Regions from separate parts of the Homo sapiens genome. Here region 2 is linked to region 1. A link is a loop called in an ENCODE intact Hi-C map of the cell type or tissue named here. Cell type or tissue: heart left ventricle. All regions are shown on one strand. Each heading gives the region's core, and the rest is flanking DNA. Links, peaks and the distances in the headings are about the cores only.

Evidence for each region. Hi-C counts contacts between places; a loop is a spot of excess contacts. Peaks named below come from ENCODE experiments on the same cell type or tissue, not always from the same donor. Only the 100,000 strongest peaks of a DNase experiment are listed, where the experiment ranks them.
Region 2: it touches region 1 in a loop (3-fold over the local background); 3 of 110 quality-filtered maps call a loop at or near these places.

The regions. Positions count from the first base shown.
Region 1 is chr4:85,589,406-85,605,223 of GRCh38, forward strand. The region is part of intron 2 of ARHGAP24 (Rho GTPase activating protein 24); the gene reads left to right. Among named protein-coding and RNA genes, the nearest start is that of ARHGAP24, 120 kb to the left of the region's middle. In heart left ventricle, for the core only: no CTCF peak of the experiment used is centred there; no DNase peak of the experiment used is centred there; H3K27ac peaks cover 2,967 bases.
Region 2 is chr4:85,718,512-85,734,329 of GRCh38, forward strand. It overlaps ARHGAP24 (Rho GTPase activating protein 24), which reads left to right. Exons shown (of 10, transcript NM_001025616.3): 3 at 3,374-3,461. MIR4451 (microRNA 4451) reads left to right here and starts at 3,957; the gene lies at 3,957-4,022. LOC124900728 (a long non-coding RNA gene) reads left to right here and starts at 3,479. Exons shown (of 2, transcript XR_007058169.1): 1 at 3,479-4,501; 2 at 4,607-6,133. In heart left ventricle, for the core only: no CTCF peak of the experiment used is centred there; a DNase peak (open chromatin) is centred at 7,370; H3K27ac peaks cover 2,931 bases.

The DNA of each region.
Region 1 (15,818 bases), core at 4,396-12,395:
CTAAAACAAACAAAAAACACAACTTGCCAGAGGATAGGAGATGGTAGGACTGATTGACTTGACTAGGGACAGGAATTTTTATTTGTTACAATTAATATTTGAGTAAGTTCTTTTTCTCATGTAATCATGGTAGTGACCATTTTGGGACCATGCCTGAAAACTTACTAGGTAATTAATGAGTCTGGTTCCTGTTAATATCTTCTACATCTCCGGCCAGAGATATATTTTTTGTTTCCTTCGCTTCCCAATATCAAGCTATCCTTTGGGTCCTTTCTTTTGAAACTAATAATTCCTCTTGGGATATAGCTAGAGAGATCTCTTTGGCTGGAGCATCTGCCATTAGGTCAAAATACTTTAATAAATATGTGCAGTACATACTAATCCTATATGTTAAAGAATTCTTTCAAAATAGATTCAAGAGTTTAAAAATAAAATATGGATTTTTTATTTTACAAAATAATTCCTTCTTAATTATAAGTCTGGAAGTTGGATCTGATATTTTTCAAAGCCATTGCTGCACATTGCAAATTTTCATGCCATCCACATTTTTGTTTGACTAATTACTAATATGTGCATTTTGCATGTTAATTTAGATTATCCCTCTTTTAGAAGAAAAGGAAATTGTTCTTAAAGTAATACTTACTGTGTAATCACAAGACAGTGAATTCGTAACACAAAGATGCTAATGTTTAGCAAATGATTGTTTAATGTAAATGAAATGTTAATTTGTTTGGAATGAGAAAACTAACTTTCTTTCTGCCTGCCTGCCTGCCTGCCTGCCTGCCTGCCTTCCTTCCTTCCTTCCTTCCTTCCTTCCTTCCTTCCTTCCTTCCTTCCTCCCACCTCCCTCCATCCCTCCATCCCTCCCACCCTTCCTTCCTTCCTTCTTTCCTTCCCTTCCCTTCCTTTCCTTTTTTTCTCCCTTTCTTCTTTCCTCCTTTTTATTTTTTATTTTATTTTATTTTATTTTTTGAGATGGAGTCTCGCTCTGTCGCCCAGGCTGGAGTGCAGTGGTGAGATCTCGGCTCATTGCAACCTTTGCCTCCTGGGTTCAAGCGATTCTCCTGCTCCAGCATCCCGAGTAGTTGGGACTACAGGTGCATGCCACCACGCCTAGTTAATTTTTGTATTTTTAGTAGAGACGGGGTTTCACCATGTTGGCCAGGCTGGTCTTGAACTCCTGACCTCAGGTGATCCACCTGCCTTGGCCTCCCAAAGTGCTGGGATTGCAGGTGTGAGCCACCACACCTGACCCTTTCCTTCTTTTTCTAATTAAAATAAACACTCATTGAGTACTTTCTGTCTGCCGTGGTTTTCCTCCAAAAGAACATACTTTATAGTAAAACTAATTTTACTACTGAAAACTCCCCAAAACTTTCATCAAAATTATTATTGTACTTTTAAGTAGACTGAAATATCTGTTTATTTAAAATTTAACATAAGGATCTTCACTTTTTAAAGAAATTTGTCATGACTTTTAAAAATATGTACAGGAAAAAAATAAAGAGTAGTCAAATATAAATTAAAACCATCAGTCTTAGTTTTCATATTTGCAAAATGAAAGGCTGTACAAAAATTATTTATAATGCCTTTCCCATGCAGCACTAACCTGTAAAATCTGCTGGGTTTTTTTTTTTTTTTTTTTTTTTTTTTTTTGAGATGGAGTTTTGCTCTTGTAGCCCAGGCTGGTGTGCAATGGCACAATTTCAACTCACTGCCACCTCTGCCTCCCGGGTTCAAGCAATTCTTCTGCCTCAGGCACCTGAGTATCTGGGACTACAGGCATGGCGCCACCATGCCTGGCTAATTATTGTATTTTTAGTAGAAATGAGGCTTCACCGCTTTGGCCAGGCTGCTCTGGAACTCTTGACCTCAGGTGATCCACACAACTCAGCCTCCCAAAGTGCTGGGATTACAGGCGTGAGCCACCATGCCCGACTAGATCTGCCTTTTTAACAGATTTTCTTGCATGGTTGGGGGATTGGTAATCACATATCTACCAATGCTCATCTGCTTTCTACTTTTATCAGAAACACACATTTCCATCACATTTAGTTTGGAATTAGGGAGTGAGTCTGGGAAACAAGAATAGCAAAGTGTAATACTGCAGTGCTCAACTCTAATGTCAACATACTCTTGTGTCAGACTTAGTCATTAGTTACAAGTCACAGTCATTAGTTACAAGTCACAAGCCATTAGTCACAAGTCACATAAATTCACAAGTCATTAGTTAAAGTATTAGCTTGAGAAAGATTTACTTTTTATAAATTGCAGCGGCTCAAGATTATCCCTGTAATACTCACGTGCACTCTGACATTTTCTTCATTGCAAGGGAAAAGGAGGGAAGTGGATTTAGAGTTCTGGGAAGTGAGGGTAAGTCAAAACTATGTCAAAGGATTCTTGTGAGGATTAAATGAGATGCTATGTATGAAGCACTTAGCATGGTACCTGGCATACAGAAAATATGATGTAAATGTTTGTTAATAGTATTACCATACCACAGCCAACCAACCACACTCCCCACACCACCACAATAACAAATTTTTGTTATTGTTAGCATACTACCAATTATGTGTATCATGGCAGAAGGGAAAGCAATTTTGAAAACCTCTGGCTCTATAATCTGACCCGTGACCTTGGGCTGGATTTGTCAGATGTGACTCCCACTGTTCCTTCCCTCTTAAAGCAGACTTGCCTATTTTGTCCTAGCACTCCTTCCCCACTGGCCTGACAAAGAACTTTGTTTTCTCTAACTTTTAATTTTTGTGGGTGCATAGTAGAAATATAGATTTATAGGGTACATGAGCTATTTTGATACAAGTATACAAGATGAATGCTTCTCTGATGATCAATGATGTTGAGCACCTTTTCATATAACTGTTTGCCATTTGTATGTCTTCTTTTTGGAAATGCCTATTCAGATTTTTTGCCCACATTTTAATTGGATTATTAGATTTGTCTCTATTGAGTTATTTGAGCTCCTTATATATTCTGGTTTAATAATTCTGGTGTAATAATTACATCAGCTTAAATGGTGTATCCATAACCTCAACATTTATCCTGTCTTTGTGTTACAAACAATCTAATTATACTCTTTTAGTTATTTTAAAATTTACAGTTAAATTATTATTGACTATAGTCACCTCTTGTCTTATCAAATACTATGCCTTATTCATTCTATCTGACTATATTTTTGGACACATTAACCATCTCCACTTCCCTGACCCCACTATCCTCCCCAGTCTCTAGTAACCAGTCATTCTACTGTCTTATCTCCATGAGTTCAATTGTTTTAATTTTTAACTCCCACATATAAGAGAGAATATGCAAGAAAAGTTTGTCTTTCTGTTCCTGGCTTATTTCACTTAACATAATGAACTCCAGTTCCATCCATGTTGTTCCAAATGAAAGGATGTCATTCTTTTTAAAGGCTGAATAGTACTTCATTGCATACCACATTTTCTTTATCTATTCAACTGTTGATGGGCACTTAGGTTCCTTCCAATTCTTGGCTATTGTGAACAGTGCAATAAACATGGGGGGTGCAGATATCTCTTTGTATACCTAGCAATGGGATTAACGGATCATATGGTAGCTTTATTTTTAGTTTTTTAGGAACCTCCAAACTGTTCTCCATAGTGATTGTACTAATTTACATTCCCACCAATGGCATATGAGGGTTCCTTTTTCTCCACATTCTCATCACCATTTGTTATTGCCTGTCTTTTGGATAAAAGCCAATTTAACTGGTGAGATGATATCTCATTGTAGTTTTGATTTGTACTTCTCTGATGATCAATGATGTTGAGCACCTTTTCATATAACTGTTTGCCATTTGTATGTCTTCTTTTGGGAAATGCCTATTCAGGTATTTTTTGCCTGCATTTTAATTGGATTATTAGATTTTTCTCTATTGAGTTATTTGAGCTGCTTATATATTCTGGTTATTAACCCCTTGTCAGATAAGTGGTTTGCAAATATTTTCCCCCATTCTGTGGGTTGTCTCTTCACTTTGTTGATTGTATCCTTTGCTGTTCAGAAGCCTTTCAACTTGATGTGACCCCATTTGTCCATTGTTGTTTTGGTTGCCTATCCTTGTGGGATACTACTCAAGAATTATTTGCCCAGTCCAATGTCCTGGAGAGTTTCCCCAATACTTCTTTTAGTAGTTTCATAGTTTGAAGTCTTATACTTAAATCCTAATCCATTTTGATTTGATTTGTATACGGTGAGATATGGGGGTCCAGTTTCATTATTTTGCATATGAATATCCAATTTTCCCAGAATGATTTATTGAAGAGACTGTCCTTTCCCCAATGTATGTTCTCAACACCTTTGTCAAAAAGGAGCTCACTGTTGATGTGTGGATTTGTTTATGGGTTCTTTATTCTGTTACACTGGTCTATATGTCTGCTTTTATGCCAGTACTATGCTCTCTTAGTTACAATAGCTTTGTGGTATAATTTGAAGTCAGGTTATGTGATTCTTCCAGTTTTGTTCTTTGTGCTCAGAATAGCTTTGGCTATTCCGGGTCTTTTGTGATTCTGTATAAATTTGGGGATTTTTTTTCTATTTCTGTGAAGAATGTCATTGGTATTTTTATAGGGATTGCATTGAATCTGTAGATTGCTTTGGGTAGTATGGACATTTTAGCGATTTTGATTCTTCCATTCTGTGAATATGGGATCTTTCCTTTTTTTAATATCCTCTTTCATTTCTTTCAGCAGTATTTTATAGTTTTTATTGTAGAAATCTTTCACTTTTTTGCTTAAGTTAATTCATAGGTATTTTATTTTATTTATAACTATTGTAAATAGGCTTAATTTCTTGATTTCTTTTTCTGATTTTTCACTATTGGCATACAGAAACAGAACTGATTTTTGTTTGTTGATTTTGTATCCTGCACCTTTACTGAATTTGTTTATTAGTTCTGATAGTTTTTTGGTGGAGTCTTTGTTTCTCCAAACATAAGAGCATATCATCTATAAACAAGGATAATTTGACTTCTTCCTTTCCAATTTGGTCGCCCCTTATTTCTTTCTCTTGTCTGATCGCTGTAACTAGGACTTCCAGAACTTTGAAATCCTTCACAACATAGCATTCTATTTGACTGCAAAAACTTGGTCAAAGTTAGAAGGAGAGATGATACCTATCTGCCATCACAATATTATATTCAAAAGCCATTGAATTGCCTTCTAATTAGTATAAAAAAAGGGAATCTTACTTTCTGTCCATCTCTTTTGAATCAAGGAATAAAAACACTAAGAGTGCCTCAGAAAGCAATAGTGACTTATTCTTTCTACAGTATGTGGCACAAGGAGTCTTTTGTAGCCCCATAAAAATCACCTACATTATTTTGCTAGTTCATTCACCAATGTCTTTAAATTTAAAAACAAAAATAACTAAAATATTGTTTAAAATTTATCTAACTACGTATGAGGTGAAAAAGAGACTAGACAAAACCCAATTTTTTCTTCAATGTTTCTGCATGTAGGGAAGTAATGTAGTCTATTTAGAAAAATGAATTTAAGTACAGTGACTCAACCAACAAACATTGCAATCCTATTCACTTTCTCCTCTTTTTTTTTTTGTAACAGTCTTGCTCTCTTCCCTTCACCATATTGCTATTCTACATCCATGCTTACCCCAGCCTACTTTCCCTTTTCTCCCAGGCTTGGATAAATAATGTAACCTATGAATTGAACAGACTTTTCACAATGTGAGAACTTCCCTCCAATCCAATAACTCAGTATATATTGAACTAATAAACCAAACATGGTAAGAGAACAACCTCTTTCTCAGGTTGATGGAACATATCAGGCATTGGAAAGTTCCTTTCCATGCAGAGACCCAGTAGAAGTTCCTGTCGGAAATGAGTATCTCTTGGCAGACCAAGGGTACATTCTGTTTGTTTTGCGCTCAGTTCGTTTTGTTCCTAGAAAGTGATAACATAAAGCACTCAACTATAAACAAGTCAGGTGGTATTTATAGTTATCTGGTAGGCATGAGGCAAAGTGGCAAACTTCCTTTAAAGAACCAAGCCAAGCTTACCTATGTTGAAATTCATGGTCTAATTTCTCGCTGAACTTCAGTGTGTAGCATTTGCTCATAAATGCAAAATATCTCTACCGAATTACAAAATCAGTTCCTTCTTTTCCTTTGAGGATTATGTAAAAGACTTTAGGGAACATAATGGAAAGATGCTGTTAGATAACCAGGATGGGTGAAGAAATACAAATAAGACTTATGAAACAAGTATAAGATAAGAAGGGGGAAAATGAAAACAAGCTTCCCAGGATGATTTCAGGGAGACTGACGTAATGACAAAAAAATCCCAAAGATAGGTGTAGCATGTGAATTATATGAATTATATAAACTATATTCACTTCCTAAGGAGTCTGATAACTAATGCTAGGTATGGTTATCACCATAAGACTGGCTCTATTTGATTGGTCATACTATAGTAATTAGCAAAATGTTAGGGTTGACTTTGTAATGATGATCTAAAAGATAACATAAAAGTCCCTTGGTCTGATTTATTGCTAAGAACTGACTCTGCTCCAATCTCCAGCTCCTATCTGCATGCCAATGCCTAGGATGCATGTAGATACGTTCATCAGGGAGCTGATGACATGTTACTTAAAAGGAAATATTATTTTGCACATGAAAATGATTTTTCTTACCTATCTAGTATTGTTACTGGTAACCCAGCAAAGCTTTTTGGTATAAACAGAATGGAATATGATGAGTAGAAACCAAATAATGCTTGGAAATGTGCTTTAGTTTTCTTTGAAGAAAATAGCAATGCAGTTTTATGAGTCCAGTTTTATCTCAAGGATTTCTACATACTTTGCTATCTTTTATGCTTTGGGGAATGGAGCCAGAATTGTGCCAGCATTGAAGGTCAAACATGAAGTGGAGAGTGGGCAGCCAAAGAGATCAGCAGTCAAGGTCTGAGCTTTATAATATAGCAGTTGTTCAAAAACAACTCATGTGTGTGACATTTCCCAGTTTTTGCTTTGTCTGCCATAAAAAGTGTTGTTGTTCCAGTGATGTTTGTGTAAGTGCTGGATGAGGTAAGAGAAGAGAAAAGAGATGGAGCCTTCTCAGGGGTTCAAGGAATTCTTTTCTGGCTTAGCTTGAGATGCCAGTGGTTATGAAAAGGCAGTTAAAATCCTGTATGTGTTTTCTTCCCATAATCTTAATTGTCTCCCAGTTTTAAGACCAGCTTTTCTGAAACACAAAATGGCAAATCCAAGGGACTGAAATCCTGCATACTCTTCTGAAATACAAATGGAATAATATTTGTATATAAAACAGTTCAACATAATATCCATAATTTTCCCTAGGTGTTCTAAAAAAAGAAGCTATTACATCATTTGATAACTAGATTTTTTTACTACACAATTAGGAGTATGGGATCCAATTTCAAGTTTACCATTACTGTTTTTCAACGTTATTCAAAATGTCCATATTTTGTTTCATTATTTAACTAGATATCATAATATTTTAAGTCCAAATATATTTTTAAAAAAAATTACTTTAAAAACATATAAATCCATCGTTTGTAAACAAAAAGAAGATATCCACATTAAAGGAACAATAAGTAACAGATTCATGCAGTGTACTCAGTCTGTCACTGAAAAATGCTGTTTCTTCAAAAGCAAAGATTTCAGTTTTCATTATTATCCTTAGTATTTCAACATATACTTTCTGTAGACATGTGTTACTTTCATGAATAAATTACATGTTAGAAATCAAGCTTAGAAAGTATTCTTTAACCAATCTTAAGATGTAAGGTTTGGTTTTATTGATATGAATTGGTTGTCAGGAACATAAAAGATAAATTTATTGATTTTGCTTTCTTCATTTATAGGGAGTTAATCAAATTCTCCTCCTTTCCATCAAATATCACCCACACCTTTCCACTGTGTCTAAGGGCTGACAGCTAAATGCTTACTTCGAGTTATGTGGTTACTTGAGAAAACCAGGTCATTATTGGAGAAGAGCAAAGTGATGCCTAGAGGGACGGATGGGGAAGGAGGGTAGGAATTGCTGAAAAGGGTGAGGGGTAAGGTGCAAAAAAGAACATTACCTATCCCCCAAGTCTGTCTGTGTTTGGGACCTTTATTCTCAGTCATATGGCTACTGGAAAGATCTTAGAATCTGTTTTACGTAGAATCTCTTTGAAAATATAACATTTATAATCCTTTAGGGCAGCAACTTTTTTTTTTTTCTGACTAGACACTGGTATTTGGGAGACATTAAATAAATGTTTGCTTAATGAGAATGTTACATATTTAAATAGGTGGTACTTTTATTATAGCCATTATTGTAAATACCTTGATATTTCCATTTGGAATGGTTGCTTCAACAGGTTGAAAAGTAGAGAATCTTAAAGAGTATGTGAAATTAACTTTCAGAATATTCTATCAGTTGAGCCTAGAGTAAGTCAGATGTAACAGATGAAATTAAACGAGCAAATTTCCCAGTTAAAATATCAGTGAAGATATCTGAAGACTTGCAAATCTGAAATTACAACATGCAATGGTAGTGTTACAATTCAGATGACACTTGGGACATTATCAAATGCACCTTTCATCCTTCACTTTAACTTGGAGAATTATTTCAAACTATCCTAAGGGATGGATACGTTAAATTTTAGTATATCATAAGAAGTCTTACTATTCATTATGCAGCCACACTATAAAGCAAAAAAATATAGAAACATCATGACTTCTCAAAAGATGAACTTGGTATCAGTTCTTCTTTTGAATTTTAGAAACTCATTTAATTCTTTTTAAAAGAAGTAAAATTTTAGCTGTCTTCCATTTAATTAATAAATAGATAGAAGGTCTAGAAATATGAAGAGTTCAAATAGTCCAAATATGTTGCTATTGTCATATTTTATAATTATGTCCCATTCTAATTACTCATTACATTTAGATATACCAGATTTAGGGTGATTAATTTACATTTCTCTTAACACCCTCTCTTTCATTTTATTTATGAAAACAAAGGCTCAAATGGGTAAATTTCTCTTCCCAAATCACAATAATGATGTGTGGCAGAGCTGAAAGTGCATGTGTGTTTGTGAACTTTTTACTCTTTCTTAGTAGCTGATCATTGTGTGATGATTCCTTGAGAATTCTGGATCTTGAAATTATTATTTGAAAATAATAAGATGAATAGGATCAATAAAGGAATTGAATAGTGTTGGATCTCATATAGTGTTAATCATGACCCAAAATAATAATCCTATTTGATTATATGATCCTAGACTTATTAGGAACTTGGATATTAATATTTGAAGGAATTTTTGAAATCACTGTTTTGTTTTGTTTTTTTTTTTTTACAATATTCCTCAAGTCAAATAAGTAATTGCAGACTGAAAAAAACTATCTAACTCAAGTTGCCTAATAGAAGTACAGTGCAGGTCATAACTTTGAGCCCTATATTAAATTTCCCAGGAGCCTAATTAAGAATAAAATAGTTAAAATTAATTTTATTCATATATTTTACTTAATGGAATATATCTCAAATATTAATTTTAATATGTTATTTATATAAAACTTAATAAGATATTTTAATTTACTTTTTGTACTGACTTCAAAATCTATGTGTATTTTACACTTAAAGCACATTTGAATTCAACGAGCCACATTTCACATACTCAATAACCACTTGTAGCTAGTGGCTACCTCTTTGAACAACACAAGTCTAAATGGTTTGCTCTGCCTCCAGCAGTGAGGGAGAGGAGGGATTAGAAGGAGTTGATTAGCAGCTTGCTGTGGAGAGATGTTTAGAAGAAGGAGTTGGCATAGGGTATTAAAACATATGAAAGGCTGACACTTCATTTCATAAATGAGGACAGTGGGGTGCAGAGGTATTGAGCAGCCTGTCTAAGAGGCCAGAACTGTAGAAGTGGCTGAGATGGAAACAGAGCTCAGTTCATCTTGTAATTTTATACTTTTTCCATTATAGTATATGTCTTCTCTGGGATAACAGAAATCAGTATTTAATGCTAGGAAAATCATCCTTCTACATAAAGGTTCCATAGAGCAGAAGCCTCCTTACTTTCTGGGAATATCCATGATTATTGGAAGAAAAACCTCTATTTGATTTGTTTACCCAGGTGACTTCCTTTTGATGGATGTGTTATATTAATAACCACACTTTGATGTTGATGTAACAGCATGGCACCTCATGATTTTATTGAAAGAAAACATTTCCCCTGAGAAATACACATGAATTGCTATTAAATTATTTTTTTTTTGTATTATATGTAACACATATTCTAAATATAAAATTTAAGTATAAGTGAAAGTGACTCTACTATTTGTATTTACTATTTCATAATATCTCCTTAATAAATTCTATAATTGCAGAAATTATAGATGTTTTGCATATTGTGGCCTGCAAAAGTAACTATTTTTTAAAACAAAATAAATTTATTTTATTTGTTCATTCAAATAATCTCTATTTAACCCTAAATGTGTGCTAAATAACTTGTTTCATGATGGGAGTCAAATTAGGATAAGGTATCATGGTTTGAGCCTCATAGAGCTATCATTTTATTTGGGAAAACCATTAATAACTAAAAATAAATAGTATAGTTATAAACCATGTTAAGTGTTGTAAAGAAAAATAAAATCATGTACTGAAATAGACAATTAAAGGATAGGTTGGCAAATTTCCTCTAGGTAGAGAGGTCCAGGGTGAGAGGAGGGAACAACAGTAGGTGCAAAGACGCTGGGGTAGCAAAGAACTTAGTGGGTTATGGGCACTGAAAGGAGGTCAGTTTGGCTGAAGCAGATTCACTGCAGTGAGAAGGGCTAGAGAAGAGTCTGTGGCTAGAGGCAGGGGCCAGGTAATTCAGACTCTTGTTAAGGATATATTGTTTTTTCCCAGCATGTAATGGAAAAACCTATTGAAGAGTTTTAAGAAAGGGAGTGACATGATCTGATTTATGTTTAAATAATTCACTGTGCACATTGGGTACAGAATGGATTTCAGTAGAGCATGAAAGGAGCAGGAATACTAGTTATGAAAGCCATTGTGTTCTCCACGTGAGAAGAGGGAGATGGGGCATTCACCTTTCAAAGAAAAAGATCTAGAAGACACAGCACATTCAAATTTTTCTATGGAATAAAGTGTGTATTAATGTGCCTTAGAGAAATCATGTATCTTCCTTTGGAAGGCTAAAAGCCCACAAAATATTTTAGATCACACATGGCAAAGTATTTTCATAATCCAGGAATTTCTGTGCTAAGCTACTCACTTGAAGAACTTGTGCTGCTTCTCTTTCATGATGTGGTTTTCATAAATATGCTTTTCATGCAAGGAATACGTAATATGCTACGCTTATTCAACTCTTTTAGCAACTCCCATGAAGACAAAACAAAACAAAAAATTCACAGGGCAATGTATTCAAATTGATGCATGCCTTGAAAAACGTTTTTCGTTTTGCTTTTTGGTCATTTTTTATTGAAAGAATGTAAAAATGCACGCTCAAATCAGACTTTCTTTTCCAGAAGTCTCATTGGCAAGTGATGGCTAAAAAGGATGAATATGATCTTAGAGTGACTTTTACAGGACAAAAGAATATACTCAGTTTTGTCAAAACATAGCAGTATTTTAATGACTTGTTACATATTTTTACTTTATTCATTTTTGATTAATTATTCTTAACATTCTAAAGAGACTTTTATTTCACTCTTTTATTCACGTCTATATTTTTAATTTATTGTATTGCTTTCCATTTCTCAACTGGAATGTAACTACCATGGAAGTGAAATTATAACTGTTCTGTGCAAGGTTGTAATCTTAGGAACTTAGAGTTCTTTCTGTATAATAGGTGCTCAATAAATATTTGTTAAATAAGTAAATGAATGAATGAACAAACACTTGAAAATAACTGTGGTATTTTGAATACATCAAAAGCTGTTTAGTAGAGAACTATTTTCCTGGTATTATATGCAACAACTTCATCTTCTTCCCTTTAACTAACTTTATATTGAAATAGGGATTTTCAACTCAGTACTATTGGAATTAGAGGCTGGGCAATTATTTGCTATTGGTGTGTCCTGTGCGTTGTAGGGTGTCTGGCAGCATCCCTGGCTTCTACGCGCTAGATGCTTGGCAACCCCCAGTTGTAACAACCAAAAATCTCTCCAGATGTTGCCAAATTCTCCCAGTTGAGAACCACTGTATTAAATATTTTCACAGTATGCAACTAATGATGTTAAAAATACCTAGATTGTGAGCTATTGTATACTGAATTTTGGCATTTTCTATATGGAATGTTTCATTCAAATATTTTAAATTAATTAATTAAAATATATTATAGTATATTTTATCAAGTAGGTAAACATAAAAGGAAATAACTTCCCTGTGATGATTTTTCCACTTGGAAAAGCTATTTCGAGGGTTTGCAGGTCCTCCAAAACTATTTTCAATAAGACTACTGTCCTTTGCTAGCCACAAAATATTAGCATATGAATCCAACTTTCCACAGTGGGAGCCTAGAAATTTCCTAGGAGGCAAAACTGGTTCAACTGCAGTCATTATGCAGAACTATTACTTGCATAGGAAAAAGGACAGAGAGCAGAGATTAGTGAACAGCCCACAAAGGCCCAGTGTTTTTTCTAAGACTTACGGAAGATAGCCAGAGACTTTCTGCGTGATAGAGCTTTTAGGGAGATGTTTACATTGCTATTTCCAGAATTTTATCTTTTTTAATTGATCAAAGGAAACCATAGTACATAGATAAAACTCTGCATGGAACATGAAAAAGAAAGCAGTATTTGAAGGGAAAAATTTGTCATATCTCACGTAATTTCCCAAGCTAGATCTGATAATCAAAGCTAATGACCACACAGATTGCAATTAATCTCAGCATTCTGATTAAAACGCAAAAATTTAAGAGCAGATTTGGGTGGCAGTTGAGAGAAGGTGATTTCAAAGCTCATAGAGTGATTATTCACTCCTCCACCAACTATTTTGTTGTGCTCAGGCAAGTGTGTTGATTGGATAAATCAATAAAGCATAATTCTGTTTTTGGGAGGGAGCTGTAGACATATCATTGGTGCTCCATAGACACATTTTCACATAAAAAATGTAATGATTTTGATATTCCCTCCTCTCCACCTATTGCAATACCACCTTTTAAACTCAGGTAATTCATATATTAGTCTATATTCAAATTATTTTATTAATCTGATTCCAAATTAAGAGGTTAAGAATGAAAGGAAATAGAATAGTGATGGATGCATAAGTCCAGAATTATGTAATGCATTTTCTCATACTTAATTCTCAGTGGTTTTAATTCAGCTGAGTTGGAGAATCAAACAGTGGCCTATCTCTTCCTACCATGGCAATTTCTGAATGTTTTTCTCTTGGCGTCCTATTCTAAATTCCTCAGTTCTTGATGAAAAGCAATTTCAGTTTGGATTTTAGAGAAAAATCTTGCAATGTGCATTTTAAGGTGACACTGAGAGATTTATTTTTGATTAATCATGATTACCTCACTGCATTAACTTGCTCTATTTTAATGTCTAATATGTTAGGGATTATTTTATCTTTCAAGCTAATAAAAATGCACCCTCAGTAACATGAGCAAAATGCTGCTTTTTAAAATGTACCAGCCAATTTATTTTGTTCTGCCTTTTGGTACTGTGAGGAAATAAACTGCTTAATCATAGTAAACAAATAAATATGTTTCATTTTTAGAAGAAACTAAGGTTAGATTTTTACATAATTAACATAGCCTTTTGTCCTCTATTAATTTGGGGGATAAGAAAAATCACATAATAAATTGTCTTTGGTGAAGATTATTTATTTGAAGTGCTGACTATTTAGAAGCATATGGAGGTGGTTGACCACCTTGAAAATTCACCTGTAGTGGGACTGTTATTCTTTTTCCTATCTGCTGCCGACAGTTGCAGCTTAGCTGTGACGCACTTACCATCCTTGATACCTCCCTTCATATAAGAGCTTACTAACTTTATTATTTAATGACATTATAGGTATAAAAATGTTTCTTAAGTTTTCCAAAGCATCCTTGTAAAGAAAATTTAAATACTTAACATCTTTATTTTTAATACATAGATATTAGATGTGTAAAGGAAACTAGTTAAGGCCTAATTTAAGGGAATCAGAATGCTCCTAGGCTTCTCACTCCTCAGCTGACAGTCAAACTGAAACCAAAATTGTCATCAGTAGTACAATGTGGGTGACATATATTAGAAAACTTGATGTAAATATAGCAGAAGATTTATTCATTCATTCATTCTCTCATTTCATATTTCAGTTTCTCATATGTTTCTAGTACTGTGCTAAGCGCTAGTGATACATTTATGAGATTGCACTAATGGTTCATTAATGTGTCTGCACAAAGTCAGGTAATTAGGTTACTGAAGGATGATGGACTAGGCTCTCTGAATCAATTAAGCGTTGATTTTTTTTTTAATCTTTGAAGTCTAAGTTTTTATTAGTACAGCAGCATATCTTATTATTTGACTAAGTTGCTGCCTGGTAATGAGCAAAAAGAATACTCATTCACCTTCCCCAGTATTTTTAGAATTGCTAAAAATGTTTGCAAGTCCTGAAAAGGCAGGTCAGTAATTATCATGTCCTTTGGGCAGAATGCAGTCTGTAGAACAAGATGTTGCCCTAGACTGCAAAAACTGATGACGTCAAAACTGGACTGGAATTTGAGATTTCCTGTTTTTCAGTAACAGGCTTAGATAACTCATTAGGCTTGAATGAGATGCTTTGAACTGTGGTGACTACAGTAATGTTCCCCTCTGCATGTTGAAGTGACAAGTGCCTCCTTGGCCTATTGCTGATCCTGCCTGCTGTAGAAATCTCCAGCTGTCCAATATTTGGAAGAAAACTGTGAGTATATCTTTAACAAGATCTAAATGAGACAAATCACTAAAGAATTATCCATGTTCAATAAACAAATGAAAAATCCCTTTATTTAATAGTAAGTAAACTTGAAATTACATGATTGAAATTAACTTTGGTAACCAGCCATAGGGCACTTGGCAAGATAAATTCTATTTGTATATTGAAACACTAAACAGCAGCCATTAAAATGTTCTTCTACATGAATAATTAATAAGGAAAAATGTTCATGATATTTGTAGTTAAAAAGATAGATGTATCGTCTCACTTTAGAATTTATTTTTTTTGAGATGGGGTCTCACTCTGTCACCCAGGCTGCAGTGCAGTGTGGCATGATCTCAGCTCACTGCAACCCCCACCTCCTGGGTTCAAGCTATTCTCCTGCCTCAGCCTACCAAGTAGCTGGGATTATAGGTGTGCACCACTACACCCAGCTAATTTTTTGTATTTTTAGTAGAAACGGGGTTTCACCATGTTGGTCAGGTGGGTCTTGAACTCCTGATCTGCCCACATTGGCCTCCCAAAGTGCTGGGATTACAGGTTTGCACCACTACACCCAGCTAATTTTTTGTATTTTTAGTAGAAACGGGGTTTCACCATGTTGGTCAGGTTGGTCTTGAACTCCTGATCTGCCCGCATTGGCCTCCCAAAGTGCTGGGATTACAGGCATAAGCCACAGCACTAGGCCTCACTTTAGAATGTTAATTGTACTTATATCTATGGCTATGAACATTTACATATACACACAAATAACCAAAGCTTTAGAGAGAATGTATTCACTCTAAAGTGTTAATGGTTAATTATGTGTATTAGAATGTAAGTGATTTTTCTTTTTTGTGTCTAGATTTTTTATGTTTTCTGTAATGAACACATTATTTTTGTCATAAAATAAAGTTACAGAAAATGAG
Region 2 (15,818 bases), core at 2,753-10,752, 130 kb after region 1:
CACTTTGAAAATAACTATCACAATTAAGACATTTCCCTTAGTTATGGACTTTACAGAATTTCCATACAATGTGATCAAGTTAGCTATTTCAGTTAAAGGACTTTATTTTATTTACTGAATGACTTAGTAAATTAACCACAGTAAATGTTTGTCAATTACAGCATATCCTGCCCTAAGCCTTGTCTGTTGATATTTAAACTACTATTTTTATGTTACAATTTGTTTGAAAAACTTGTCAAAATATAAAATTTATATAATGTCAAATAAGAAAATGTTAATAAAAATTTCATCCAGAAGTAGCTGTTTCACATATACAAAAAGGACAACAAAGGATAGCATTACTTGGAGTTTTTAAATTACAAAATGTGATAGCTTAAGATTTCAAGGAGGTAGCATTTATGCTAGTGCGTTGCTTGAATTCAACTTATATGGCACATGTACAATTCAAGATCTTAAGTAGAACCTGAAGATATAGAACTAAACAGGAGTTATACATACACACACAAATACACATGTGGATAAAATGAATATTAGATGCTATGTTCTAAAACTGAGATAAATCACAAAATGAATTACTTCACAAAGTCATTTCAGTAAGTAGAATAAATTCTTAATTGAAACAATTATTTTTACCACATTATGTAGAAACCATATAGATTAAATGTATGTAATAAAAGGTCTTTATTACAATGAGTATCTTCAAAGTATCTAGCAATTTTTTAAAAATTACTTCAAAGGTAGGGAAACAAAATGGGAAACGGGATCTATAGGCCAGAGAAAACTAGATATGATAAAAAGCAGGAAAAGGTACTTCCTGGAGGAGGAGAACAAAGGCAATTCCTCCAACACCTCACCTTGTAAGGCATGGGGGGAGAGGAATACTTCTAACATACAATTTCTTGGGTTTTGGTTGGAGAGCGCTATGCTTTATCAGTCTAAGCCCAGAAGGAGGGAAATGGCTGAGGACTATAATTTTCTGTGCCAAACCAAGTAGGTTGAAAATTGAGTAAAATACTACTTTAGCTAAATATTACTATTTTTTGAGCTGGGAAAAATGGACAATATAATACAGTGGACAGGAGCATGGGCTTTTGAGTTCAGCACACTTAGTTTTTAACACTGGCTTCATTATGTTAACAGTTCCCATTCACTCAACAATACACATTTTTAGCCGTTAACTATATGCCAGGCAAAATGCTTGGCATTGGTAGTAAATTAGGGAGCAAAACACATATTATTTTTCCCTTACAGTTTAACGAGGGAGATGGACTTTAATCAATTCATCTTACAAATAACATAACTACATACAATGGTAAATCAGTCCAGGAAAAATTCAAGAATCTATGCAAGTATATTTTAGATGTAGACAATCTTAAAAATGGTATAAAATTGCCAGGGAAAGAATGTTGTCCTAAGGTAGATGGGAGCATGCTGCCATTTATAGAAGGGTAGTTGCTGGATGATAGAAAGCCATAGAAAGCAAAAAAGTGTAAGAGCAGAAACAAAAAAACCAAACATCGCATGTTCTCACTCATAGCTGGGAATTGAACAGTGAGAACACTTGGACACAGGAAGGGGGACATCACCCACCGGGGCCTGTTGTGGGGTGGGGGGATGGGGGAGGGATAGCATTAGGAGATATACCTAATGTAAATGACAAGTTAATGGGTGCAGCACACCAACATGGCACATGTATACATATGTAACAAACCTGCACGTTGTGCACATGTACCCTAGAACTTAAAGTATAATAATAATAATAATAATAAAAGAAAGATGTCAGAATATTCTGGAGAATTCAGTGAAGAGGCATTTGAAAAATTTCAGACAAGAGATAATAGTTGCCTGAAATTAGAGAGTGGTAGTAGTAGAGATACATAGTAGAGATAATGATTTCTATATTTCTGGCTTTTGCAACTGCATAGAAGAGGGTGACAGTCACTGAGCTGGGGAATACATAATGAGAGCCAGATTTACTTGCATTTTAATTTGACTAAGTTGAGTTTAAGACATCTTTGAGATAAGTGGAAATGTCAAATAAGCTTTTGAATGTATCTGAAGCTCAGAGTGTCCTAGATTAGAAATATTACTCCGATATTCATTGGCTTACAGTTGGTTATTGAAATCATAGGCCTGGATGAGATAGCCTGGAGAAAGAGAGTACTAGAGTCAGAAGAGAAGAAATTATTGGATAAATCTTTTTAAAAACTCTAATATTTAAAGGTCAATTAGAGTCAGCAAAAGACATTCAGACAACAGAGAAATTAGGGAAAAACCTAGAGAAAACAAAGAAACAAAGGAAAGAAGGTGCTTCAAGGAAAGAGTGGTCAATAGTGATGAACACTTCTAGAAAGTCAAGTCACTGAAAAGTGAACATTATCAAACACGCAGCTTGTGAGTCATGTAAGTGGAATGCTGGGTGCATCAACCAGGCTGCAGTGGGTACAGTGAAGAAATAGATTCAGTATAGACAGTAGGCAAACAAAAAAATAGAATAGCGGGAAGTCAAAGTACTTTTTTTAATGACACAGACTTTTAAGTATATCTCAGCACTGAATGAAATGATCCACTAAAGAGAGAAATTTAAAGATAGAGAAAGGATAGCTGGGCGTGGTGGCTCATGCCTGTAATCCCAGCATTTTGGGAAGCCGAGGCAGGTGGATCACCTAAGGTCAGGAGTTCGAGACTAGCCTGGCCAACATGGTGAAACCCCATCTCTACTGAAAATACAAAAATTGGCCGGGTGTGCTGGCAGATGCCTGTAATCCCAGCTACTCAGGAGGCTGAGGCAGTGGAATTCTTGAACCCGGAAGGCAGAGGTTGCAGCGAGCCAAGATCATGCCATTACAATCCCACCTGGGTGACAAGAGCAAAACTCCATCTCAAAAAACAAACAAAAAAAAAAAAGAAAAGGAAAAGAAAGAAAAGGAAAGAAAGAGAAGAGAGAAGAGATAATCAAGAGAAGGCTTATCACAACTATGTCTAAGTCTACCTTGTTTTCACAGCTATAAAATGGGGAAAAGAATATCTACCTCATAAGATTATACTACCAATTAAATAATATGGTGCGGGTAGAATGCTTAGTAAAATTTCTGGCACACAGAATGTGTTTAATAAATTGGTGCTTAAGATGAATCTAGCAGCTAACATACATATTAGTCTTATACATATTAGATGCTCAACAAGTATTCGTTAAATCTTGAGTGAACATGATTCTGGCACATAATTTTTGATTATTGGGAATATAAAAGATTCTGATGCATCTTACTGTATACTGGGTTATAGCTACACCTTGGATATTCACTGATTATAATGATGATATATGATGTTTGCTCTCTGATGATGTTGATGTTTTGGGTATTTGTTTTCACAGGGTACTATTTTTCTGCCTGGAAATAAAGTTTCTGAGCATCCCTGCAATGAAGAGAACCCAGGGAAGTTCCTTTTTGAAGTAGTTCCAGGTAAGATATTTTCCTAGTCTGATTAAATTATTGTCATCCTGTGTTGGTAAAGGTGAAGATGGGTCAGACAGGTTTCATTCTTTTTTGAATCATGACTGAGAACCTTAATTTGAGGCTTGGTTAGTGTTGACGCAGATAATGACTGCAGGTTTATATACTAGTACAAATGAATGCACTCACACACACATACTCTGACCACATAACTACTGGATTTTCATTTGTCCATGAGACTCCATAGTTGACCACAAGTCATGATACAGTATTTGTTCAGGACTATTGGAGATGAATTTGATTTTACAGCGCTCTTGTGATGTGAAATTTGACAAGGGGTTATAGGTTGAATGCTTTGCCCAGTGGAATCACTGACATATTTCCTCACAAAATTGTATCTTCAAGGAGGTTTTGCAAAAAACAAAAAAAAAAACAAAAAACAAACAAACAAAAAAAAACAACTCTTACTACTTAATACTTGTAATACTGACCAAGTATTACAGTTCTGTACCTCAGCTTTGCTCCCAACCAACCACTTCCACATGTTTTGCTGGTAGAGCTGAGGACAGCTCTGCCAAGACATCAAATCCCTCAGTTAAACTTTTGAAACATCCTTTCGTTTTTCCTAGTCATCTGTATTCATTCCTCTTAGTGAACCTGATCTCCACTAAAGTCTTTGACTAACCCAGCAACAATTCCTCCAAGGCCATGTTGTCTACCTCTTTGATCAATTCTTCAACTTTTCCTTATCCCTCAATGTAAGAAAAAGGGAGGTAGGAATCTGGCTCCGGTTGACCGTTTGTGTAATATTGATATTGATTTGATCACAGTCTAGGGTGGATGTGAATTTATTTGGGTAAGTAATGTGGAGTTCTTATCAATAATGCAGTCAATAAAATGTATTTTTCCTATATTTATATTAAATGCTGGGAATCTAAAATGGAAAAGCATATTTTCCCCTCGATGAAAACAGCTGTGGCACTAAGTTCATCTGGCTCATGATGGAATCCATGACTAAATGTGAATTAATGCAGCTGAAGTGCAGAAAGGTTAGTCAGATGCAATGTGTTATTTGTTTCCCTCCAGGGAGAACATATTTTAAGAAACCTGAATCTTATTTGCCTTATTAAAATCCTTTTATTCTTACTTCTTAGTGGAATACCCTGTATAGAACCAGATTCCAGATGTTACAAAGTCTTTGAAGTATCAGTAGAGGAAATGTCTTTTCCGATTTATTCTCAGACAATAGCGCATGTTGGCTTTTAAATCAGCGTGGTATTGAACTGATGGTTGACTCTTTATCTCCAATAATGCTAGAGGTCTACTTTTCCATTCAGTCTGCTAGCTGCAAGGAGGTTTCATCTTTTGGTGAAGAAGTTCTCAAGTAATATAGACGGATATTTTCAATACTGTTTTAGAGAGAGCCATGTCTTCAAGACCAGGAAGTAACAGATAAAACCTCTTCTCCAACATTGCTATTCTAAATCATCTGTTTCACATGCAGTGCGTATGACATAATGGCTTTTGATGAACAAAGCCTAAGAAGTTTAAGACTGTGTAATATGGAATATGAAGGTTGTCCTTTCAAACAAATTTATAGGAAATTCAAGCTTGCTTCTGTAATTATGGACTTAAATATAGTATGTGAGTAGATCATTTGAAAAGATGCTTCCTGAATTATTAATACAGTATGTAATAGCTGCTAAATTAGGTTTTATAATTCTAAATCATCTTACGGAGTGTGAAGAGAAGTGTTCCAAATGTATCTTTGAAGACAGAGCTGGAAAGACAAAGCACTACATTGAGAATCCAGTGTCTGTGTCATTCATCCTGGTCACTGGGGCTTTACTGGTGTGCCCTTGACATCAGGATGGCATTTCTAGGCAAATGCTTTTGTACTTCTGTGATAATGTGGGATCTGTATCAGGTTATTTTCATCAATATTTGCATTATTGGGGTTATTTAGGGATAACATAACAATTACTTTATCTTTGCAAATGGGAATGACAAGATAATATTTTTCAATTTTTTCAATGGTGTAATTGTTTAACATGATAATTTGGGATGTTACAACAGAGTGTTTTTATTTGTCAGAATGCATAGGAGGCAGCAAGGATTGCAGAAATGTGGTTGGTAATGTGTATAGAACCCTCGGCAGGCCGTGGGCCTACCTGGCAGCAGATCCTCATAAAGCATATTTATTCTAGATTGGCTTTCTCTATAAAATTCTTTCAATTGCCACTTCTGAAAATCTATCATAAAGATGATGCTTACAAACCCAACAAGTGTCTATCTTTACGGATAGCTAACTCAAGCCTAACTCTCCAGAGTTTATGAGTGAGTAGGAGAGGATTACATATTTTAATTTCATCTGCCCATAATGATTTCCAACAAAACTAACAAAAGCCTCTAGCAAGCTCTTTGCCATATATTTTAGCACTATATGCATACGTACACATTTGTGTGTGTGTTACGAATACAGTTTATCCATATGTGCACTGTATGTCCTTATAATTTTTCCATGTGTGTATATATATATATATATATATATATATATATATATATAGGAATTTTTATTTTGTTTTATTTTTGCTTTTGCTTTATGCTGAAATATCCCATGAAACCAAGGAAAATCATATTAAAAAAACAAGAATTTTCAATAAAATTGAGCGTCTCAGGTCTTTGTGTATTACTTATTTATATTTGTTTACAAATTATATTTGTATGCATATTTTAGGCTTTTGTAAAAACCTATCTGAAAATAAATCTACCATGTTTTAGGGTTGATTTCCTATAGATTCATTATCCTATGAAATGAATTATCTCTCTGAATAATGCCATGAGTTATAGATTTTTCGCTCCAAATTTTTCCTATTTCTCTACTTGTTATTCAAAGGGATATCAGCCAAATTGGCAAATTTGAAGTCTTCTCTTTCAGACATGCCAAATTTTAGACTGAAGTGAACTATTATGGCCAAAGTCCAAGCTTTTGGGAAATGTGGTTGAGAAAGAAAGATTGGCAAATCTTTAATGAACAGTTCTTGAAGAAAGAACATGCAGTTGGTTTCTGCTTCTCTAAATGTGTTCTAGTTGAATTTTCCTTGAAATGTTTTAAAAAAATAAAGAGTAGTTATTGGAATAATGATGCCTTAGCTTTCTTAGGAAAGAAGTTTCTCAGAGAAAAAAATAAAATGACAAAGAAACAGACAAGAAATAGGCAAAACAAGACAAAGGAGGACTATATGTATCTCCATATATTTAGAAACCACATCTTTCTTGCTTTTTACTGTATACCTAACACCTGGAAATAGCACAGTATAACATATGGTGCTAAACAAATATTTCTTGAAGTGCATATATTTACCAGGCTTATGGAAGAATCTCAGTCATATGAAACTGCCCCCACTCTGCTATGTTGAACTATTTCCTGTTGCATAGGACCTTTTCTCCCCTGTTCCCGCAAAGACCTCTTTGTCACTCTAGTGGCAAAAGTGAAGAGAAACTCCTTACATGTTTCCTTTCCTACTTTTCTGCCTTCCTTTCTGATGATGAGACCAAGAGACGGATGGAAGAAGGTAGAGATCTTCCTACACAGATGATACTGCTGGGGCATAGCCCCTTCACACTGACTGGTCGTTACAGACTTTCCTCTCTAAAGGCTGAATCTTTCACAGATGCATTTGTGGATTTTTCAGGGTCTCTGGAATTAGAAATCCACTTCACATGCTAGTATTCTCCCAGCATTGGGATAGTCCTGTTGGATGGGATACAGCGAAAGGCCTCAAAGGCCAGCTGCTTGCTTTGTGTTTATTCAGCAACTAGGAAACTCATGTACCCTGGCCTGCAACGTAAGGGAAATGCAGGCTGTTCCACTGTTGCTGCCTCCTTTGGCTTGTCACTTTCTCCAGGGGTTATCAGCTTCAGTGCCCAGCAAGGTCAGTGGCTTGCCAAGCTTCAGAGGCCATCATGAGTCCCTGACTTAGAGAAGGAGTGAGTCACTGTTCTAACACACATCAAAATTTACCAGCAATACTCTTGTTCTGATAGTTGGGAGAATTCCTAGTCCTCCCCCTCAAAAACCAGTGCTGATTTTGAAAACTGCTTCCTCCAAGTAGCACTTCCTCTTTTCTAGTTTCCCCCTCAAAACAGTCAGGGCCATTTGGGTTCTCAGAAGTGCAATGCTTTCTCTCAGTAAACCTGGCAGAGAAGTGGCTAGGTGCAATTTCCATCGGTCTTTTCAGCTTAGAATGTGGAGTTTTAGCCTCTTTTGGGGGGTGGGGGGTGGACCTTAGCTGCAGTTCCTGGATAATGGGGATAAAACGTTTTATTTACATCTATCTATAATCTTAGATTGGATTCCAGGAAACACGCTGATGGAGAATGACATTAGATTGTCATGGGAAAGGTTCTCCGAAGATATTTTTTCTGCAAGAAAGTGAGGAAAGCAGGATGCGACAGGAACACCTGCCCTGCAACGCTGTAGCAACTGAAGTCTTAGCTGATCCAGTGGGGTCCCCTGAGGCGGTGATCCCTCTCAAGTTTGCTTCAAACTGAGGGGCTGGGGCTTTGTTTCCTCTTGCTAACTAGTCATTGATTGGGAGCAGGAAGACAGATAAACTTGGGTGAAGCTGTTCCTGCTGCGTTGTAGAACAATTCCCATGAGAATCTCTTTGTGCCTTCAGCAACCAATATACCAGTCTTTGGGATCTAGAGAGAGTACTACAGTATCCGTTATAATGTCTGTAGCCTTATCAGTATCTAGACATCTGTATTCCAGGCAATGTTCCAGGCTGTTTGCACGTATCGCTTTATTTAATCCTTACTACAACTCTATGAGGCAAGCAATGTCATTATCTTTATTCTGCAAACGACAGATCTGAGGCACAGAGAAGTAATTTGATCCAGGTTAAAAAGCTAACACTGGGCCAGGCGCTGTGGCTCACGCCTGTAATCCCAAAATTTTGGGAGGCCGAGGTAGGGGTATCACCTGAGGTGATCCTGAGGTTGGGGCTTGGATCCAAGGTGGGGGGATCCTGAGGTTGGGACTTGGAGACCAGCCTGACCAACATGGAGAAACCCCGTTTCAATAGAATATTAAAACACAAAATTAGCTGGGCGTGTTGGTGGGCGCCTATAATCCCAGCTACTCAGGAGGCTGAGGCAGGAGAATCCCTTGAACCCAGGAGGCGGAGGTTGTGGTGAGCAGAGATCTCACCATTGCACTCCAGCCTGGGTGACAGAGTGAGACTCCATCTCAAAAAATAAAGTAAAAAAGGCCTGGAGCCTATTTTCTGAAATATGAGCATGTGAAGTTATTTTTTGAACTGGAATGGATACACTGGTATCTTTCCAGACTCATTCATTAAGAATGAGAATTTTGGCACTTGATAAGAGTAGGCATTTTTGTTTTTTAGCACCTATTTATAATACAATATATAATACAAATAGGCACTAGATAGAGATGCCCACTTACAGTTCTTTTGAAAGCATGTTCTAAGGCTACAACAATCCCATCATGAAAAAGTGGGGAGAAACAGACATTTTCCAGCAGTGATCTTCCTTATTATGAATAAAGGTAACAAAGGTGGATTCTACGGATGGAGTGCTTTCTTATAGACAACTGTCAACGCTCTGGGATCCAATTCTCTTTCATTACCGAGTATACATTGCTGAAATTGTTCTCAGCTTCTTCACAAACTCCCTTCACATACTGGCCAAGCTATCACTCACTGTCTAACCACCAACCAACACACCTGATATTAATCATATGCTGGGACTCAGTCCATCCACCAAGCAAAGATTCTTCATGGCTTTCAAGGGCAATTGTCAATATTCCAGACCCTAAAAGGCCCATCTGACCCAGTGCCTAAAATCAATATTAACTAAAAGTAGGAGGTGTTCTTTCCTCTTCCTTCCTCCAGGGAAAGAAAAGAAGAGGTGAACACAAAAGACAAGGGGATGAGGAATGAAAAGTAGCCATGGAAAAAAATAAGATAAATTTTGAAGGATAATCTAAAGTGATTTTTATCTGCCTGGAAACAAAATTAGGCCTTCAAAAAAAAAAAAGATGTTATTTATCCTACCTTTAGCCACAACTATACTAATTATTTCCAATACCCTCAGACAATTACATGTTACTTTTGTACATTTCAAATTTTAAAAAGTTTCCATTCTAATTATTTTTTCCAGAAGGATTTCTTAGGAGATAGGTGAAAAGTTAGAGGACATGGGTGCCTAAAGAATCTAATAAATGCATTGATCCTTTTGCCAAAAAAAAAAAAAAAAAAAAAGGCAAATACCTACCAAAATTGCACATACTTTTGAGGACTTCAGAGATTCCCTAAAATGCAATCATTGACTGTAGTTTAAGAATAATAGTTTATATTGGGAACCAAAGACTTTATTATCTCTCTCTCTCTCACCTCTCTCTCACTCTTTATCTCTATTTTAGCTAATCTGTCTATGTTCCTATGCATTTATCTATTTTATCTATGTACATGTGTGCATAAACTGTTATTTGTAATTATCTGTTATACCAATCAGTTTTAGACTTTTACCTCTCTGATTCAGTTGTTCTTTCTCCTGTTTCTATGATTGTGTAACTCCACAGACCTATTTTGCACATTTACAGAAGAACTTTTCCTGGATGGAACATTTCATGGGTCTGGAGGCTGTAAAATTTTTAATTTAGTAAAACTTCAACCTACTTAGATGGTTACTGCAGCTGTGTTACATAATAGGCCAGCTGAGAAATAAATAGTTATGAGATAGATTCATGGGTGTCTCTGGGAAAGAAAAAAGTTTGGCCAATTTTTGAGTTTTTGGGATAATAATGTAACAACAGCAATAAAAGTTTACCATACATGTCTGCATTTGTGACTCCTTCTGGGTTGAATAAATAACGTCATTGGCTACATTAACTTGCTGTCATTTGAAAATGTAAGCCAATATTTGACATATATTTTATATGAAAATGTAGGAATGTTTTAATTGTGTTTTAGCATCAAGTTTAGTCACTTTCTTGATCACCAGTTAAATATGCTGCTTAGGCATTTAATTTTACAACACTCCCTTATCTTAACTTTTTTTCTTTTTTGTGTTAATTCTGTAAGTTAAAATCCATGCAATTATATTTGTTACCCCAAAGCAGCTGTGACAATCTCTTTTTTTGTCTGCCTAAGTCTGTAGGCAGCCGTGAAGCTTGTATTTTTTTTTTGCTTAGATTTAATATGTGCAAATCATTTAGAGAATGTGAGTAGGAGTTGCTTACGGTATGAAAACATAATTCTATATACACAAGTAGCTCTACATGAACTAAATAAATGCATTGGTGAAAGCAGCATGTATTAACTACTATGTGTTCTTAAAGAAAGTGTTTGAGATTTTTGTTTCAAAATTCCCTTCCTACTTAAAATACATTAAAATATACACTTGAAAGAAGCTATTAACATGGTACAAAGAACGTTTTAAAAATGTTTTTAATCCTTTGGAATTCTGGCTAATGTCATTTCAACCAACATACATTTGGGGCATTTACGAACTGATGGACAGCATGATCATACGATCCTCCTGTGAAGTGTCCCTATGAGGAGTGAGTGTCCTCTCACAGTGTTGGTAGACATATTGATCCAGTCACCATCACTATTCGCTAGACCAGGGGCCAGCAAACCTTTTCTGGAAAGATCCAGGAGTAAATATTTTAGGATTTTGTGACCATAAGGTTTCCACTACAGTTGTTCAACTCTGCCATGGTAGCGAAAACAAATGGATGTGGCTGTATGTCAATAAAATTTACTTATGGTCACTGAAATGTGAATTTTATATACTTCTCAAATATCAGAAATATTATTCTTTATTTTTTTCCAACCACTTAAAAATGTAAAAAATAAACAGTGAACCAGATTTGGCCCGTGGGCATAGTTTGCTGACCCCTGGGCTAGATAAAAAAAGCAAACCTATGAAAAGGAAGATGAAATACTGATATAAATCACTAATCCCCACTGGTGCCACCAGAGCCAGAATTAGAACTCTGAGACAGCCTGTCTCCCCAGGCCATGGCATTATCCATTGCCTCAAAATCATGATTCAGGAACTATTTGCCAATATTTTTATTTAGAAGTTCCATCTCTGAATAATATCTATGCTTTAAATCACATTGAACTTTAAAAGTGTTAGTGACCAAACTGAAATCTCTTTTAAACACCATCTCAGTTCATTTGGAATTCTAGATTCTGACCAGAACTGAAATCTCTTATGTGACTTTATGAATACCATTAATAGGAGATGGGATGTGCCTAGCATGAAAAACATGTCCCATATTTTATTCAGTCCACACAAATTCAGGGAGTTATTTACAAATATTCTGAGATTGAAGCAACTCTGGCAAGATCAAATAAGCTTGAAGTGTCTTCTAAGCTTTCCTTTATATGATGTACATTAGCTGTTTTTTGTTTTGTTTTTTGAGACAGGGTCTCACTCTGTCACCCAGGCTGGAGCACAGTGGTGCAATCACGGCTCACTGCCGCCTCAACCTCTTGGGCTCAAGTGATCCTCCTGCCTCAGCCTCCCGAGTAGTAGCTGGAACCACAAGTTCACACCACCATGCTCAGCTAATTTTTTTGTTTTTGTAGAGATGAGGTCTCACTATGTTGCCCAGGCTGGTCTCAAATCCCTGAGTACAAGCAGTCCTCCTCCCTCAGCCTCCCAAAGTGCTGGGATTATAGGCGTGAGCCACCACACCCAGCTTGCATTAGTATCTTAAAGCTCTAAGTATCTCACAGAAAATAACAATACATTATTTGTAAGTAAAACAAACAAACAAGCTTATCTTCTTAGAGGGGTAGTTTGTTTCCCTTACCACCCATTTATTAACATCTCCCTGCCCCAAACCCACCAGTTTTCTTTTACCATCAGTATGAGAAATGTTCCCATAATATTAATATTTAATATTTACTGAAATATGTGTCAGGCCCTGTACTGATATATGTCAGGCATTATATACAATGACTCATTTAATATAACTGCACACACACACACACACACACACACACACACACACACACACAGAGAGAGAGACTGGGCATGTGTGTGTGTGTATATATACATATATGTATATGTGTATGTATGCAAAACGGTGGTACAAATTCACATTTTTAATAAGTGGTAAAGCCAGGATTCACACCCATCTGCGCCCACAAAACCACCTTCTTATACCAATAAGAATATGGATAGGTTTATTATCTACACTACACTGAGGCCAAATATCTGAGACTTAAGAGAAACAAGGATGACAAGAAGAAATGGGGTTATAGGTTTAAGAGTCAGTATACTCTGCATTTCATTCCTTTCTCCTCCATACTCACAGTCCTTGCATTGTCTGTGTTCTCTTCCTTCCCTATTAGATTGGAAGCTCTTGAGAAGAGACACCTTCTATCCCTACTGCCTAGCAGAGTGCTGTCATGTAGTGTATGCTTAATGCATGTTTGTTGAATTAATGAATAAACAAGACTGCAGTTTTATCATCTATGGATTGATCACATTGGATTAGTCAAAGTTAGAGTTGTCTAGGTCTGAGTTATTTAACTTGATTATTGACCTTTTTCCCAGTGCCTCCTGAGACTGGATCCTAGAGAAGTTCATTAACTTCTCAGACTCTACACGATTTTAAAAGTAGACAACATTATAGCTAGATAGGAGGAAAAAGTTCTAGTGTTCTATACTACTGTAGGGTGACTATAGTTTGCGTTAATATATTATCATGTCAAATAGCTAGATGGAGGATATTGAATGTTCCAAACACAAAGAAATGATAAATATTTGAGATGGTGGATATGCAAATTATCCTGATTACTCACTATACATTATATATATTTCACAACATCACTAAGTACCCCATAAATATGTACAATTATTATGTGTCAATGTTTTTTAATAAAAGAAAGTAGTACTCTCCTCATTCTTGAGTCCTTCATTAATACACCAATAGTGTCTTTTATTACTTTGAAAACAGAAGCTATTTACAAAGAAGTTATTTGCTGAAATAAATGTGATCTTTCCCATTGTTCTTTGTGATATGGTTTTAATTATGCATTCTCAGGCCATTTGTGTTCACCTGCTTCTTTTATCCAATAATTGAAAAGGGCTTTCAATCTAATCAAGCTATGAAAATAGCAAAGTACTAAACAAATGTCAGCTGCTGTTATTACAAATAGAGTTTGTCCAGGCAGGTCTTTGTCTATGGTAGGGCTTCTTTGAGCCACAGAAAGAGTGTGTTTGGGTGACTTGATGGCCAGTGGAGAGAAAAACCAATAGGTTAGAAACGATGTCAGAATGAGAAAGGGGAATCATACTTCAAAGGAAAAGAAACAGATGAGGAAAAGGAAAATGAGTGTGCAGCAGAACAGCTGCTGATAATTAAGAGTGAGAGATAAGCTTGTAGCCAGGAGAGCACTGGCATATCACTGAGACCTGTGCCAACTCTCAGGGAACCAAGGAAGGCTTTTTCTTTTCTTTTTTAATAGAAAACTGAGATGAAGTGGTCCTGAATGTTTCAAAAGATAAAACCCTAAGGACCATCTGCAGCCCAATAATGCATCCCTAGGACTGTCAGGCTTCCTGGCTTTAAAATGGACCTTATCTTTATTTGCCTATTCATTTGTGGGTTCATTTAGCCCATGCTAATCAAATATTTATATTTCAAACATAGGATTAATAAACAAAAATTCAAACTTCTTTTTTTTTTTTTTTTGAGACAGAGTTTCGCTCTTGTTGCCCAGGCTGGAGTGCAATGGTGTGATCTCAGCTCACTGCAACCTCCACCTCCCGGGTTCAAGCGATTCTCCTACCTCAGCCTCCTGAGTAGCTGGGATTACAGGCATGTGCCACCAAGCCTGGCTAATTTTGTATTTTTTTTTTTTTAGTATTTATTTTTCTCCATGTTGATCAGGTTGGTCTCGAACTCCCAACCTCAGATGATGCACCTGCCTCGGCCTCCCAAAGTGCTGGAATTACAGGCGTGAGCCACCGCGCCCGACCTCAAACTTCTATATTACATTCAAATTGCATCAACCAGCTATAGATCTTATAGGCCTCACCAACTTTTTTTTTTTTTTTTTTTTTGAGATGGAGTTTCGCTCTGTCACCCAGGCTGGAATGCAGTGGCACGATCTCAGCTCATTGCAAGCTCTGCCTCCCGGGTTCACACCTTTCTCCTGCCTCAGCTTCCCGAGTAGCTGGGACTACAGGCGCCCACCACCACACTTGGCTAATTTTTTGTATTTTTAGCAGAGACAGGGTTTCACTGTGTTAGTCAGGATGGTCTCGATCTCCTGACCTCATGATCCACCTGCCTCGGCCTCCCAAAGTGCTGGGATTACAGGCGTGAGCCACCACGCTGGGCCCAGGCCTCACCAACTTGGTAGGACAGTCCCTAAACTGTTATTATGAAGGGGCACTGGTTTAAGGACTCTCTGGTCCCATATAGAAAGTTTTTCTATGAACTTGTGCTTGATTAGCACTGTTTTTAAAATAACATTTTCTGTGCCTTTCACAAGAAAGGGGAGTGAGTAGAAAGAATCTTTAGTGTATTTTTTGGCTTTCTAGGGCTTCCATAACAAGTACTACAAACTGGGTGACATAAGCAACAGAAATGTATTTTCTCAGGATTCTGGAGGCTAGAAGTTCAAGATCAAGGTGTCAGCTGGGTTGGTTTCTTCTGAGGGCTCTCTCCTTGGTTCATCTCCTTCTCCCTGTGTCTTCACAGGGTCTTCCCTCAGTGCCCTTCTGTGTCCTAATTTCTTCTTCTTATAAGGACATCAGTTGCATAGGATTAGGGCCACCCTCATCACCTCATTTTAAATTAATTACCTCTTTAAAGACCCTGTCTCCAAATGGGGTCACATTCTGAGGTATTGGGGGTTTGAAGTTCCTTGTATGTATTTTGGGGAAACACAAGTAAGCCCATATCAGAATTAAAAAGGAAATGAGACTTAACTGTTCTTCTAAAGGCTTCTCTATTTTAGGGGACAAACTTTCCCTCATGTTTCTGACTGACTGTTTGAGCTCCACCCTACTCCTCAAAGAAAGAAGCAGAAATCCAGACCTTGCTATATGTTCACCACACTATAATCCAGAACTCTACTTATTCCTGCCACAAATATTAAAAAAGCTGAGAGATTTAGCAACCAAAGCATTAACTAAAAACACAGGAAATAAAAATGAGGGCTGCCCAGGGGAAGAACAAATATTGTATATCTAGCTATTTTTCCTGAAAATTGACCTTGGATTTAAAACTCTCTTCAATTTTACTCTTAGTGTTTTGTTTTGTTTTGTTTTTATCACTTTGCCCAAAGGAAATACATTGGACAT